Linked DNA regions of Homo sapiens: region 1 is linked to region 2. Evidence: chromatin loops called from intact Hi-C (ENCODE). Cell type or tissue: heart right ventricle. All regions are shown on one strand.

Region 1 (8,000 bases), 170 kb before region 2:
CTCTTGTCACCCACCTGGAGTGCAATGGAGCAATCTCAGCTCACTGCAACCTCTACCTCCTGGGTTCAAGCGATTCTCCTCCTTCAGCCTCCTGAGTAGCTGGGATCACAGGCATCCACCAACACACCCAGCTAATTTTTGTATTTTTAGTAGAGGCGGGGTTTCACCATGTTGGCCAGGCTGGTCTTGAACTCCTGACCTCAGGCAGGTGATCCCCCCCGCCTTGGCCTCCCAAAGTGCTGGGATTATAGGCGTGAGCCACTGTGCCCAGCCTTCATTCCTTTTGAAGGCTGAGTAATGCTCCACTGTGTGGAAGGACCACGTTTTGTGTATCCATTCATCGGTCCACGACACTTGGGCTGCTTTCCCCTTTTGGCTGTTGGGGACGGTGCTGCTGTGAACGCGGGTGAACAAATGACTCAGTCCCCACATGCTCTTGATGGAGCCCGGAGCCCACAGATTCAACGGGAGGGGGAACAGCTTCCTCTCAATGGGAGGGGGGCAAAGAATTTGCAGTCTTTTTTCTGTTCATTTGTTTGTTTGTAGACAGGGTCTTGCTCTGTCACCCAGGCTGGAGTGCAGTGGCACCATCAAAGCTCACTGCAGTCTCAACCATCTGGGCTTAAGCGATCCTCCCACTTCAGCCTCCAGAGTAGTTGGGACTACAGGTGCATGCCACCAAGCCTGGCTAATTTTAATGTTTTTGTAGCAAAGGGATCTGGAGATGCTGCCTAGGCTGATCTCAAACTCCTGGACTCAAGGGATTTTCCCACCCCGGCCTCTCAAAGTTGTTGGGATTACAGGTGTGAGTCACCTTTAATTCCCTGCACCGTGCTAGACAGAGATTGCTGAAGACTGTGTTCCCGGGGCCACATAGCAAATCTGCCAAATGGCAGAGGAAAGGGGAGATAGGGGCCCGGGGTCTGGAGAAATGAGGCTGGGTCTGGGGAAGACAGGTCAGAGGCAGCGTGGCTGGGAGATGCAGCTGGGAGAAGTGGAAGGAGAGGGTGGGCGTGGAGGCTTCCGGAGAGGGGTGGGCATGTATCATCCCTCAGGAGTGGAGAGACTTGGGTTGGGTTCAGAGAAAACCAGGCTGGGGAGAACTTGAGAGCCCAGGCGTGAAGGCTGATGTGTGTCTGGGCTTCACCGCCCTGAGCTGTGTGGTCAGGAGCCATCACTGAAACTCTCAAACATCCTCTTTTATAAGATGGGAATAATAATAGGACCCCTTCAAAGGGCGTCGAGGGAATTCAGAGGGAAAGTCTGTGCATACCTCTGACCTGGCTGTGATATTCATTTTAGGAGTCAACTTGACTGGGGTAAGTGGCGCCTAGAGAGCTGGTAAAAAACATCACTTCTGGGCGTGTCTGTGAGGCTGTAATGGCCAGCCGGGTGGGTCCAAGCTCTCTTCAGCAGTCCCCGGGGCTGGCAGCTAGCAGGTCTTGTGGTCTCTGAGGCCTTGGGGGGCACCTCCCGTTGTTTGCCCCCACCTACATCTGCTCAGAACACGCTTCCCACCTCCACCGCCCCTTCTCCCTGCAGGACCACCTGCCTCTTCCTGCCTCCCCGCCCAGCCTGCCTTTTCCTTGCACGACAGCCAAAATCCCATTCCCCCAAGTTTCCAGAAGGGATCAGCACTTGAATCAGCAGACCAAGTAGACAAGTCCACCCTCCCCAATGTGGGCAGGTGTCACCCAAACCACTGAGGCCTCCCCCGGGACAAAGGCAGGGGAGGGAATTCTCTCTCTTCCTGTGCTGGGACATCCATCTCCTCCTGACTTTGGACATCGAGCTCCTGTTCTCAGGCCTTCAAACTTGGACTGAATTGCTCCACTGGCTTCCCTGGGCCTCCAGCTTGCAGACAGCAGATGGTGGGGCTTCTCAGCCTCTGTGATTCTGTGAGCCGATTCCCATGTAGATCTCTCTCTGTCTCTCTCTCTCTCTCTCTCTGTCTGTCTCTGTCTCTGTGTCTCTGTACACACATGCACACACAGACACACACATATATCCTTTGGTTCTGTGTCTCTGGAGAACCCTGGCTAATCTATGTGCACTTCCCAGCCACCCAGCCTGAGCCAGAGCTGTCTGGGAGGCTGCAGCCTCCCTCGCCGGGAGCCCACATCAGTCAGACGGCTGTGGGTTGGCGGGTGGTGGGGAGTTCCCCTCCCCGCAGCATCCAGCTGGTGGTCCGAGGCGCCGCGGCCCCTCACAGGGCTCTGCCTGCGGGAGGCTGGACTGGTTTCCTTCTTGGGCATCTCAGGATCTCAGCAGAAACTGGGGACTTCCTGAGGTCATGCTTCCGAAGGTGGGACGTCCTCACTGCATGCCACCGGCCGACAGGAAGCATGGCTGGCCCAGCCCTCCGGGGATGGAAATCCACTCTACTCATGACTGGGCAGGAAAAATGGGGCGCGAAGGATGGGAAGAGCCGTGGCGGCCCACCCAGAGACCGGCCAGCTGGCGTCTAGCTACAAGAGGCCATGCAACAGTGGGAGTGGGTGGTGGGGCCGGGCGGGCAGGAGCAGCCCACTCTGCGGGGGTGTGGGGACAGACACGCACTCTATGGAAGTACCTCGGTGGCACCAGGAGTCACTGGGGGCACCCAGCAGGTGCATGCTTAATGCATGATGGGTGAGACGTAAACAGCCAGCCAGGCGGGTCCAAGCTCTCTTCAGTGGTCCCCAGGGCTGGCAGCTGGCAGTGCAGGAAATGGGGTCCCCGAGGCCTTGGGGGGCACCTCCCGTTGTTCGCCCCCACCCACATCCGCTCAGGACACGCTTCCCACCTCCACCGCCCCCTTTCCCTGCAGGGACACCTGCCTCTTCCTGCCTCCCCGCCCAGCCTGCCTTTTTCTTGCACGTCAGCCAAAATCCGATTCCCCCAAGACTCTGCCTCATCAAAGATCCTCTTTCTCATCACCATAATTTTCCATTTGTAGGTTAAGCTGCACCTGGGGTTCTCAGAAATCTGCTAACTCTCTTCCAACTCCCTGAACTCCTCAAACGCCTCGTCCTCCCCTGCTTCTGTTGTTCAGAGGACAGGACGTAGCAGGTGGGGGCGTGGAGAGGGGGCGGCTGGGGAGTGCCTTGTCCGGGAACATCTTCGGAGACCATGTATGGGTAGGGGGGAGCCAGGCTCCTCCATCGAGTCCATAGAACTGTTTACCTGGAAACAGCAAGACCGAGGCAGCTGTGCTCTCACCTTTTTGTCCGTCCTTTCCAGGGGTCTGGAATCTGAGGCTCAGAGCCCTTTCCCAGGAAGAAGAGGGCAACCAGCCCCTTTCAGCATGTCCCGTGCTCCGTGCACCTCTGTGACACCTGGTTACTGTACTCTGAAGCTTCGCACACCCCCGCAGTCTCCATCGTAACCCCAGAAAACCAAGGCTCAGAAGGCGACGGGCCCCAGGGCACCCGGACGGTGACGACGGTGGCTGTGAGATGACAATCTGGGTCTCTGGGATTTCAATTAGGTTTGGAGGATAAAAGGTGTGAATAGGAAGCTATCACACAAGCTAGAACATGCCCGGTCCCAGATCAGGCTGTATTCCTGTGATTTGGTGTGGGTACAGAGGAGAGACTCTCCCTGGGGGTCCAAGTGGACAGTAGCATTGGGGAGGGCATCCCTGGCAGGGGGCATGGCATGGGACAAAGGCTGGGGGGAGGGAGGCTTGGGGCAGATTGAGTGCAGGATGCCTGTGTGTGACCAGGCCGGGCGGCCCCCAGGCCTCGGGGCAGCCAGACCCACCTTGCCTCAGGGCGGTGCTCACAGAGGCTGGGCAGGGAGTTAGCAGGACGCCTGCAGGACCTCCTTGTGAGCCCCCTGCTGGCCAAGGGGAAGGAAGGAGGCCTCTGAACATGGGGAGAGAAGCCAGAGCCCAGCCCTGGCACCTTGGGCCCTTGGGAAGCTGCTATCCAGGCAGGGTGGACTGGAGCCCCCGCAGGAGACCCCCAAGCCCAGAAGCACCTCTGCTGATAGTGCCCCAGGTTCTCTGCCTTTCCGAGATGGTCCCAAGGTCACCACCCCAGAGGGACACAGCCCCAGGCCAAGGGCGCTAGTCTGCCCTCCTTCCTCCCTCCTTCCCTGCTTCCTGCCCCTTTTCTTCCCCCTTCTTCCCCCCTTTTTTCTCCCTCCTCCTTCTTCTTTCCCTCCTCCCTCCATCCCTCTCTCCTCTATGCCTCCCTCCCTCCATCTATCCTCCCTCTTTCCATCTCTCCCTCCCTCCCTCCTCCATCCATCCTCCTATCCATCCACCCTCCCATCTATCCATCCATCCATCCATCCATCCATCCATCCATGCATCCACCTTCCCATTCATCCATTTATCTATTCATCCATCCGTGCATCCATCCATCCACTGTCCCTTCTATCCCTCCATCCTCCCATTCATCCATCCTCCCATTCGTCCACCCTCCTATCCACCCACTCTCCCATTTATCCATCCTCCCATCCGCCCTCCCATCCATCCACCCTCCCATCCATCCATGCATGCATCCATCCATCCATGCATCTATCCATCCATCCATTTATCCATCCACCCTCCCATCCATCCACCCTCCCATCCATTCATGCATGCATCCATCCATCCATCCATGCATCTATCCATCCATCCATTTATCCATCCACCCTCCCATCCATCCACCCTCCCATCCATCCACCCTCCCATCCATCCATGCATCCATCCATGCATCCATCCATCCATCCATCCATCCATCCATCCTTCCATCCTTCCACCCTGCCATCCATTCGCCCTCCCATTCATCCATCCATTCTCCCATCCATCCACTCTTCCATCCATCCATCCATCCATCCTCCCTACATCCACCCTCCCATCCATCCATGCATCCATCCATCCATCCATCCATCCATCCTCCTATCTATCCACCCTCCCTTCTATCCATCCATCCTCCCATCCATCCATCCATTCTCCCATCCATCCACCCTCCCACCCATCCATCCTCCCATCCATCCATCCATTCTCCCATCCATCCACCCTCCCACCCATCCATCCTCCCATCGATCCATCTATCCATCTTGCCATCCATCCACCCTCCCGTCCATCCATCTATCCATCCTCCCGTCCGTCCATCCATCCATCCATCCATCCATCCATCCATCCTCCCATCCATCCACCCTCCCGTTCATCCATCTATCCATCCTCCCATCCATCCTTCCATCCATCCTCCTGTCCATCCCTCCATCCATCCTCCTATCCATCCACTTTCCCATCCATCCATCTATCCATCCTCCTATCCATCCACCTTCCCGTCCATCCATCTATCCATCCTCCCATCCATCCACCCTCCCATCCATCTATCTATTCATCCTCCCATCCATCCCTCCCATCCACTCATGCATTCATCCATCCATGCATCCATGCATCCATCCATCCATCCATCCATTTATCCTCCCGTCTATCCACCCTCCCTTCTATCCATCCATCCTCCTATCCATCCATCCATCCACCCATCCCTTCTCCCACCCATCCACCCTCCCATCCATCCGTCTATCCATCCTCCCATCCATTCACCCTCACATCCATCCTCCCTCCATCCATCCTCCCAGCCATCCACCCTCCCACTCATCCAAGCAGTCCTTGCTTGTCTAGGACTGTAGGAGCTCTGTCAGCTCTGGAGATACGGCAGTGAACAGGACTAGAAAGGCCACTGCCTCCACGGAGCTCCCTGTTTAGTAGAAGAGAAAGAAAACAAGAAACGAACATGCCTGTATTTCTGTGTACATGAATGCTGAGAATCTGGAGAGACCAGCTGGGATGAATTGGAATCCGGGGGCCTGGGTGGTTTCTGATGAAGAGATGTTTGGGCTGGGGCTGCAGCAGGGGCCAAGCTGGCCATGGGATGGAGAAGAGGCCAGTCCTGCCCATGTCAAGTCTGGAGAGGGTGGGGCAGGGGCGAGGGTGAGATAGGGACCTGAACGTTCATTCTGGAGCTGTTTCACAAGCACCTCCAGTGCACCAGAGTCCTGGGACTGGCTGTGGCACGGGCATGGGGTGGGGTGGGATCGTGAGCACCCCTCACCTCACGATCCCCTCGTCCCTTCCCTCACCCGCCGCTGCCCACACCCCCGGCTCCTTCCAGGATAGAGCCCGGAAAACAAGTCGGGGGAGGGAGGGTGCAGAGATCAAGATAAACCCCTCTCCCCAAATCATATTCCAATTCCTCAATTTCACCTCCTCACTCAACAGGGAGCCATCTCTCTAGTTTTCCAGGCCAACCCTTAGGAGCTGGGGATTTATTTGTGCATTTTTAACCCATTGTACAGATTCTGACTCCATTAGCGAAGCCACACCTTGGGGGCCACAGTGCCTTTCGTCTGCAAAGGGGCCCTGCAAAGACCGGTCAGGAAAAATTAATTAAACATTTTAACCTCTCAATGCCTCATGGCTGCGACATTCCCCTCCCGTGTCAGCCAAGAGAGAAACAGCCGTGTTTATCTACAAGCTCCTGGAGGAGCAGAGGCCACTCAGCCCCTGATACAATCTTGGGTGCCGTGTGCGTGGGGACAGTTTACAGCCCCGCATGACAGAAATCAGATATTTAGGGAGATGGAGTGATGGCCTGGCGTTAGTGGGGTCCGACGTGTTCCAGGCTCCGTGCCCTATCCCCAGGGCTCTAATGGCTGTGTGTGGGTGGGGGTGTACTCCACCTATGAGGCGCTGGGAGTCAAATGCATTTATCAGCTTCCTGGAGATTTAAAACCCAATAGCCTCTCTCCTGCCATTGCAGAGAATGGCAACAGTGTACGCAGGCGAAACACGTGGTTCCCAGGGTCCACGCTGCTTTTTCTTCCCCCAGGCCTGCAAATTATTCTCCCCGTGGTCTTTCTGCTTGAGTCACTGACTCTATGCTCGTTTACCAACCAGGTACCCTGTGCCAGGTGCCGTGTCCACGCTGGGTCACCTCGGGGGCCAAGACAGCTGATGGCCGCATCCGGGGGTGTGGACAGATGGGAAGAGGAGCGCACCAGTCAATGCGTGAGCCCATTTCCGGCAATCAGCGCCACGACGGTACCAACGTGGAGGGGCGCAATCGTGCCTGGGCGGGTGGTTCGAGGAGGAGCATCTGAGGAGGTGATGTTTCGGTTGAGGCTTGAGTGCCGAGCAGAAGGCAGGCAGGTGGAGGTCGAGGGAAAAGCATTCTGGGCGGAGGGAACAGTGTATGTAAAGGCTCGGAGGCAGAAAAGGACTCAAATGTTTTAGGGACTGAAAGAGAGGCAGCTTCCTTCAACTGCCAACTGCCATGATGAGTTATTGCAAACTGTGGGACTTAAAACCACAGAAAGTTACCATCCCACAGGTCAGGAGGGAACCAAGGAGTCGGAGTCAGCAGGGCTGGTTCCTTCTTGAGGGTCCTGGCAGCGGAGAATTTATTCCAGGCCCTTCTCCTGCTTCTGGCAGCTGCCAACAGCTCATGGCTGACACACCGCTGCAATCTCTGTTGCTGTCATCCCACGGCCCTCGTCACATGGCCTCTGTGTCTCTGTGTCCTTCTCTGTTCTTACAAGGACATCTGTCATTGGATTTGGGGCCCATCCTGAATCCAGGATGACCTCATCTTGATGTCTTTAATCAATTCCATTCCCTAAGACCAATTCACAGGGTGAAAGGTCCCATGCACAGGTCCCAGGGGTCAGCGCTTGGGTAGCTCTTTTTGGGGTCCCCGTTCACCCCATGGCAGGCAGCACGTGATCTCGGTGGTGAGCCAGGAGGCTCACGGTATGAGACGAAGGAGCCAAGGTGGCGGGGCGAGGCTCCGTAAGGCCTCTGGCCCCTGGCACGGGGTTGGCTGTGTTCAGGGTGCAGCTGGCAGCTGCTGTGGGGTTTGCAGGGGCCTGGATGTGGGCACAGGGAAGAGAGGATGATCCTCAGAGCTTCCAGGGGGTCTGTGGGGGGCAGGGCCTCTCACACTTCATTGAGAGGAAAATGGAGAAACCAGAACTCCTGGGGCCTTTGGGAAAATGGAGCAGTGATGGAGGAAGAAGGG
Region 2 (8,000 bases):
CCCCAGCGTGGGAAATGCCCCCAGCGTGGAGTGCCCCCAGCGTGGGAAATGCCCCCAGCGTGGGAAATGCCCCCAGCGTGGAGTGCTCCCACCGTGGAGTGCTCCCAGCATGGAGTGCTCCCAGCGTGGAGTGCTCATGGCGGTTCCTTGTGCCTTTTGATACAATCGCATAAGAAGGCTGTGTGGTGGTTCACACCTGTAACCCCAGCACTTTGGAAGGCCAAGGAAGGAGGACTGCTTGAGCCCAGGTGTTTGAGACCAGCCTGTGCAACATGATGAAACCCCGTCTCTACTACAAATACAAAAATTAAGCAGGCATGGCCAGGCGTGGTGGCTCACGCCTGTAATCCCAGCACTTTGGGAGGCCGAGGCAGGCAGATCACGAGGTCAAGAGTTCGAGACCAGCTTCACCAACATGGTGAAACCCTGTTTCTACTAAAAATACAAAAATTAGCCGGGCATGGTGGCACACGCCTGTAATCCCAGCTACTTGGGAGGCTGAGGCAGGAGAATCACTTTAACCCGGGAGGCGGAGGTTGTGGTGAGCTGAGATCGCGCCACTGCACTCCAGCCTGGGCAACAGAGCGAGACTCTGCCTCAAAAAAAAAAATAAAAAATTAGGCAGGCATGGTGGCACAAGCCTGTGGTCCCAGCTTTGTGGGAGGCTGAGGTGGAAGGATCACCTGACCCTGGGGGTAAGTCAAGGCTGCAGTGAGCCATGATTGTGCCACTGCACTCCAGCCTGGATGACAGAGCAAGACCCTGTCTCAAGAAAATAATAATAATAATGCAAGGACAGGAATGCAGCTGTGAACATTTTATTTTATTGCATTTCATGTATACGATCATTCCAGTCAAAAAATAAGTGACTTTTATAAAACCAAAATATCTTCAAAGCTACAATTTAGGCAACATCTTTATTTTCTTGAGTCATTCTTTAGTTTTAAAATAAAATTGGCTGGGTGTGGTGGCTCATGCCTGTAATCACAGCACTTTGGGAGGCCGAGGTGGGTGGATCACCTGAGGTCAGGAGTACGAGACCAGCCTGGGCAACATGCCGAAACCCCGTCTCTACTAAAAATACAAAAATTAGCTGGGCATGGTGGCACATGCCTGTAATCCCAGCTACTCAGGAGGCTGAGGCAGGAGAATTGCTTGAACCCGGGAGGCAGAGGTTGCAGTGAGCCGAGATCACACCACTGCACTACTACCTGGGTGGCAGAGCAAGAGTCTGTCAAAAAAAAAAAAAAATAAGAGTAAATTTCAATTAAAAATATATTAGCCAATTTTAGTAAAATATCTCACATATGAAAGAAAATTTGCATTCACCAAATCAAAATATGACACTTTGCAATTCATACTCTGTGTCACTCTTGAATTTTAAACCCAGATACAATCTCCACGTGGTCACAGAGAATAAAGGGCTGGCGGAAGTGGGGTTCCGTGTCTGCGCTTTTACGTTGCTATGTGCGGTGGGCAGAGCGATGGCCCTGAAGATGCCCAGGTCTGGACCCCCGGGACCCGTGACCCTCGTGCTTTGTGTGACAATGGGGACTTTGCAGACATGACTCAGGCAGGGCTCTGCAGAAAGCGAGTTTCCTGTGTTCTCCAGGTGGGCCTGAGGTCATCACAAAGGTCCTTATAAGAGGGGGGCCTGGGACATCTGGGCACAGAAGATGCTACTCTGTGGGCTCTGAAGATGGAGGAAGGGCCCCTTGCCAGGGAATGTGGGCGCCTCCAGGAGCTGGAAAAGCCAGGAAACAGATTCTCCCCGAGCCTCCAGAAGGAATCAGCCCTTTGGACGCCTTGATTTTAGCCCACGGAGACCCGATTTGGACTTTACACCTAACCTATAGAACTGTATGAATAAGTTTGTATTATTTTAAGCCACCTAAATGTGTGGCAGTTCATTACGGCAGCCATCGAAAACTAAGGCACTGGGTTAAATTTTGTTTTGCTTTTTGTTTTGTTTTGTTTTGTTTTTTGAGATGGAGCCTCGCTCTGTCACCCAGGCTGGAATACAATGCTGCAATTTTAGCTCATTGCAACCTCCTCCTCCTGGGTTCAAGTGATTCTCCTGCCTCGGGATCCCAAGTAGCTGGGACTACAGGCGTGGACCACTACACCTGGCTAATTTTTGTGTTTTTAGTGGAGGCGGGGTTTTACCATATCGGCCAGGCTGGTCTTGAACTCCTGACCTCAGATGATCCACCCGCCTCGGCTTCCCTAAGTGCTGGGATTACAGGCATGAGGCACCATGCCCAGCCTGGGCTACAATTTTTTTTTTTTAAGACAGGGTCTTGCTCTGTCACCCAGGCTGCGGTGCAGTGGCGAGATCATGGCTCACTGCACCCTCCAACTCCTGGCCTCAAGCGATCCTTCCACCTAGTCTTCCTGAGTAGCTGGGATTACAAGCATGCACCACCATGCTGGCTAATTTTTAAATTTTTTTGTAGGGACCAGGGTCTCACTATGTTGCCCAGGTTGGTCTTTTTTTTTTTTTTTTTTTTTTGAGACAGAGTCTTGCTCTCTTACCCAGGCTGGAGTGGCACAATCTCGGCTCACTGCAAGCTCCGCCTCCTGGGTTCACGCCATTCTCCTGCCTCAGCCTCCCAAGTAGCTGGGACTGCAGGCACCTGCCACCATGCCCGGCTAATATTTTGTATTTTTAGTAGAAACGGGGTTTTACTGTGTTAGCCAGGATGGTCTCGATCTCCTGACCTCGTGATCCGCTTGCCTCAGACTCCCAAAGTGCTGGGATTACAGGCGTGAGCCACTGTGCCCGGCCAACCCAGGCTGGTCTTAAACTCTTGGACTCAAGCAATCCTCCGGCCTCAACCTCCCAAGGTGCTGGGATTACAGACGTGAGCCACTGTGCCTGGCTAATTGTTTACTTTGAACCTATTACTCAAACCTAGGAAAATATAAGACCACAAGGTGAAAACCCAAAACAAACTGTGAGCCCAAATCATTCCAAACCTTTGTGAACTTACACACAGAATAAGCATGTGTCACTGTGTGTGTGTGTGTGTGTGTGTGTGTGTGTGTGTGTGTGCTGGGGCCTGGCATGTAACTGGGAATTCTCTGAATTAACTTCACGTCTTCTATGGTGTTTATTAAAGGCTAAGTAGTGCAAACCCACTAAGTAACAGCGTACACACTGCCTCACTTTGCTAGAGCTGCCTTTACAAAGTGCCACACACTAGGAAGCTCCAACAACAGAGACATATTGTCCCACAGCTCAGGAGGCCGGACCCCCAAAAGCAAGGCATGGGCAGGGCTGGTTCCTTCCCAAGGCTGTCAGGGAGAGTCCGTCCCTGGCTCTCTCATTTAGCTTACGATCGTTGGAGGGCAGCCTTGGGTGATCCCTTGGCTTCTAGAAGATTCACCCGATCTCTGCCTTCATCTTTGCATGTGCATCTCTGTCTCTGTGTCCAAATGTCCCCCTTGTAATGGGGTCACTGGTCATATTAGATTAGGGGCCACCCTAATGATTTCGTCTCACCTTGATCATCTGGAAAGACCCTGTTTCCAAACAAGTTCCCGTTCACACGCACTGGCGGTTAGGACTTGAACACTCAACCCATGACACCCACGCACACACGCCACCCATGTCACGTAACCACCACCCAGCCATTTAACTCTGTGTGTGTATGTGCCTGTGCATGTACAACACACACAAACACACACACACACACACACACACACACACACAGAGTTAAAATTCACCAGGGAGAGCAGCAGTTGTTTAGAGCAAAGACACCACAGCGCCCACACGTGCCTCGTTTGAGGTCCTGCAACCAGCTGGCCTGGGGAGCCGGTGACACCACCCACCCCCGTCTGCTCATGCAGCTTCCAGTGGGCTCTGTCACTTCCATCAAGAACAACACCCCAGGGCTACAGGAGCAACACCCCAGTGCCCACTGATATTCACTCTAAGGTCGTGGCATTTTTTCCGAGACCTAAAGCATTTTTAATTTCATGTTATTATTATTTTGAATGGGCTATTTCCCCCATGTTATTCTGATGGCTGTTGCTAATAGGCAGAAAAAAAAGTCTTTAGCTGGGCGCAGTGGCTCATGCCTGTAATCCCAGCACTTTGGGAGGCTGAGGTGGGTGGATTACTTGAGGTTAGGAGTTCAAGACTAGCCCGGCCAACATGGTGAAACCCCGTCTCTAGTAAAAATACAAAAATTAGTCGGGTGTGGTGTGGTGGTGGGCACCTGTAATCCCAGCTACTTGGGAGGCTGAGGCAGAAGAATCACTTGAACCTGGGAGGCAGAGGTTGCAGTGAGCCAAGATCGTGCCACTGCACTCCAGCCTGGGCAACAGAGCAAGACTCCTTCCCCAAAAATAAAAATTATTTTGAAATACATCTTTCTTTTAAAAGTTTGTTTGAATTTACATAGGTAAAAGTCAGCTTTTCTGGTGTGCAATTCTAAGAATCGGACAAATGTACAGAGTCACGCAACCACTGCCAAAATCAAGGTGCAGCTCCTCAAAAATAGCTCTCAGGTGCCGAGCCTCTGCAACCAGCCTTCCTTGAACCCCTTAGCCCGCCCTGTGCCCCTCCCAGTGCTGTTGGCTGCCCGGTCCAGCCACCCTGCGGCATCACCCAGACCCAGGACTCCTCCAGCGGGAACCTTCAGAGGTTCCTTCAGCTGGCGTCTGATTGATCCCAGTAGGTATGTGTGTCATTTTAATTGCTGAGTGGTATTCCTCGGTATGAAGGCATCACGGTTTCCTTATGCACCAGTTGAAGGCTGAGTTCCGTCTTCAGTAAATATGAACAAAACTATGAACTTGCAGGCATCGGTTTTTGTGTGAGCACAATTTTTCAGTTTTCTGGATAGATATCCATGATATTGAGGCAGGAGAATAGAGAATGAAGGTAACCAGGGGTTAAGGGAGAAGCAAAAGACCAGCAGGTGCAGCCAGTTCTAGGCAAGGTGAGGCAGCACACAGGCCGCCTTTAACCTGTGATAACAAGACAGACCCCTCTACTTCAGCCCCTGATTGACTGCGGGCCGAGCCTCCACTTCAGCCTCTGATTGGTCAAAGGCCAATCCTTCATAGGTGGGTAACCAATCGGAGACCTCTAAAGGGCACCGAGGGGGTGGTGCCAAGTTTTCTTGGCCTTATAAAAGCCCTGGGAGCCTTGCAATCAGGAGACTCTTGAGCCACATGCTGGGGCGTCTCTTGCTCCGTGAATTGTGCCTTTTCTCCTCCCCTGTCCTTTCTCTTGTCTTTCTTTGCTTCATTCTCTTGTTGCTTTGTGCGTGCATTTTGTTCCATTCTTTCTTCAACACGCCAAGACCCTGGACAACTCGCAGCCGAGACCTTCCATCCGGCCACCCGTGTTGGCGAGCAGGCCGGGAGGTAAGCCCGAATTTGGGGATGTGTTTTTTTCTTCTTTCTTTGTCGAAGCTGTCATCTGTGGGCGCGGGTTGAGCAGTGAAAAGCCACCAGGGCACCCGCCGCTTGAAGTCTCCGGTGACACGATAACTCGGTCAGGGAACGGGTCGTTCAGGTCCTGCCGAGCACAAGACACGTCCGCGCAACAGCCAGGGCGATGTTTGTGCTGCAGAATGTCTTTGCGGAGCCGAGAGCCCCCGTTCCGGTCGGTGTCTGTGTCCCTGTGCCGGAGGCGGTGGTGTGGAGTTACGTTTTTAGGGTCCTCTTCTGAGAGCGGGACAGGGGCCCCCCGTTTTATGTGTGAGTCTTTCTGCGTGAGAACCCGGAATTCTTCATGGTTCCGAGGGACGGATCCCTGACTTTGCTGTTAATAGTGTTAAGGTCTGTGGTGAGGTCCCGTGTCTCACGAGGGTTACCGGCTGAAGAAGCTTATTTCACTTGGGACGCAAATAGCTAAGCATTGCATCCCGGGACTAGGGGAATCACAGTAAATCAATCCATCGCCTACGGGGGACGCCTCCAAACCAGCGCCAGGGCCCACCCTGGGGTTCGGGATGTCTGACACCCTAAGGCTGGGGACGTCGCCTGACCCCCTGAGGTCAGAAACGTCTGCAATATGCAGGCCCTCCCTAGGCCAGACCACTATGGGAAACACCTTCCAGAATCCTGCAATCTGTAAAGCTTCTAAGACGGGCCCTCAAAAAAAAGTCCTGAGGCCGGGCGCGATGGCTCACACCTGTAATCCCAACACTTTGGGAGGCAGAGGCAGGTGATCACTTGAGGTCAGGGATTCAAGACCAGCTTGGCCAACATGGTGAAACCCCGTCTCTACTAAAAATACAAAAATTTAGCCAGGTGTTTGATGGCTCAAGCCTGTAATCCCGGCTACTCAGGAGGCTGAGGCCAGAGAATCACTTGAATTCGGGAGGTGGAGTTGCAGTGAGCCTAGATCGCGCCACTGCACTCCAGCCTGGGCAACTCGGTCTAAAGAGACTGAGTTTTAGACCTGAGACTTGTTCTTAAAAAAAAAAAAAAAAATCCTAAGACTGAGCTGGATGTTGTGGATGACCCCCTCTTACAAGGGCCACTTGTCTCTTGTCAAATCCTCCTCAGCCCCCCACATCCCCAGAGCGGATCACCCTCTTCCGCAGGTCCCATGGCACCGTCCCTCTCGGGAGGAGTGGGGTCCAGTCCAGTGCAAGTCTCATTTCCCACAACTGATACCCAACAATGTCAGGGAAAGTGGGGAAGGTACTCGGAGGACCCTGGCAGGTTTGTGGACAGGTTCCAAACCTTGGCTCACAGCTAACACCTTCCAGCCAGTAACAATGGGATTGCTAGCTCAGAAGGTCACTGTAGGTCTGAGAAACTGTGAAACTGTTTTCCAGAGTGGCCGTGCATGGGACGTTTCCTCCCGCCACCAAAAATGATTCTGTTTGCTCTAAATACTCACCAGCATTTCATGTTGCCCAAATTCTTTATGTAACCATTCTTTATTATCATTATTATTTTTAGAAACAGGGTACTCTGTGGCCCAGACTGGAGTGTGGTGGTTCAATCCCAGCTCACTACAGCCTCCAACCGCTGTTTGTTGCTAGTCTATAGACATATATATTTTTTTTTCACTTTTTACTTATTTTTTTGAGACAGACTCTGACTCTGTTGCCCAGGCTGGAGTGCAGTGGTGAGATCTTGGCTCACTGCAACCTCCGCCTCCCAGGTTCAAGTGATTCTCGTGCCTCAGCCTCCCAAGTAGCTGGGACTACAGCGCCACCACCACGCCTGTATAATTTTTGTATTTTTAGGTAGAGATGGGGTTTTATCATATTGGTCAGGCTGATCTCAAACTCCTGACCTCAGGTGATCTACCTGCCTCGGCCTTTCAAAGTGCTGGGATTACAGGCCTGAGCTACCGTGCCCGGCCAATTTTTGTATATTGACCTTATTTCCCATGACCTTGCTAAACTCATTTATTAGCTGGAGGAACATTTTTGGAGATTCTATGGGATTTTGTTTGTTTTAATTCAATTTGACAATCACTCTCTTTCAACTGGTGTACTTAAACTATTTACATTTGCTTTTTTTTTAGTTTTAAATTTTAAAAATAATTTTATTAAAAAAATTTTAGGCCAGCCACGGTGGCTCACACTTGTAATCCCAGCACTTTGGGAGGCCGAGGCAGGCAGATCACTTGAGGTCAGGAGTTTGAGACCAGCCTGGCCAACGTAGCGAAACCCCGTCTCTACTAAAAATACAAAAATGAGCTGAGTGTGGTGGTGGGTGCCTGTAATCCCAGCTTCTCAGGAGGCTGAGGCAGGAGAATCATTTGAACCCAGGAGGCAGAGGTCACAGTGAACCAAGATCGTGCCACTGCACTCCAGCCTGGGTGACAGAGCGAGACTCCAACTCAAAAAATAAAAAAATTAAAAAAATTTATATTGACAAATTATAATTATTTATGGGGTACAAAGTGATGTCATGATACACATATACAGTGTGGAATGATTGAATCAAGCTAATCAGTATATCCATCCCATCAAACACTTACCATGTATTCATCCTAACTGAAACTTTGTCCCCTTTTA

What was found. Hi-C counts contacts between places; a loop is a spot of excess contacts. Peaks named below come from ENCODE experiments on the same cell type or tissue, not always from the same donor. Only the 100,000 strongest peaks of a DNase experiment are listed, where the experiment ranks them.
Region 1: it touches region 2 in a loop (2.0-fold over the local background); 17 of 110 quality-filtered maps call a loop at or near these places.

Annotation. Positions count from the first base shown.
Region 1 is chr7:1,589,881-1,597,880 of GRCh38, forward strand. LOC105375123 (a long non-coding RNA gene) reads left to right here and starts at 2,559. Exons shown (of 8, transcript XR_001745048.2): 1 at 2,559-3,051; 2 at 3,223-3,432; 3 at 6,881-7,024. RefSeq lists an enhancer at 3,860-3,909. In heart right ventricle, a CTCF peak has its summit at 3,821 (motif pointing left); no DNase peak of the experiment used is centred here; H3K27me3 peaks cover 6,492 bases.
Region 2 is chr7:1,763,960-1,771,959 of GRCh38, forward strand. No RefSeq gene overlaps it. Among named protein-coding and RNA genes, the nearest start is that of ELFN1-AS1, 26 kb to the left of the region's middle. RefSeq lists a silencer at 3,554-3,848. In heart right ventricle, a CTCF peak has its summit at 3,773; no DNase peak of the experiment used is centred here; H3K27me3 peaks cover 221 bases.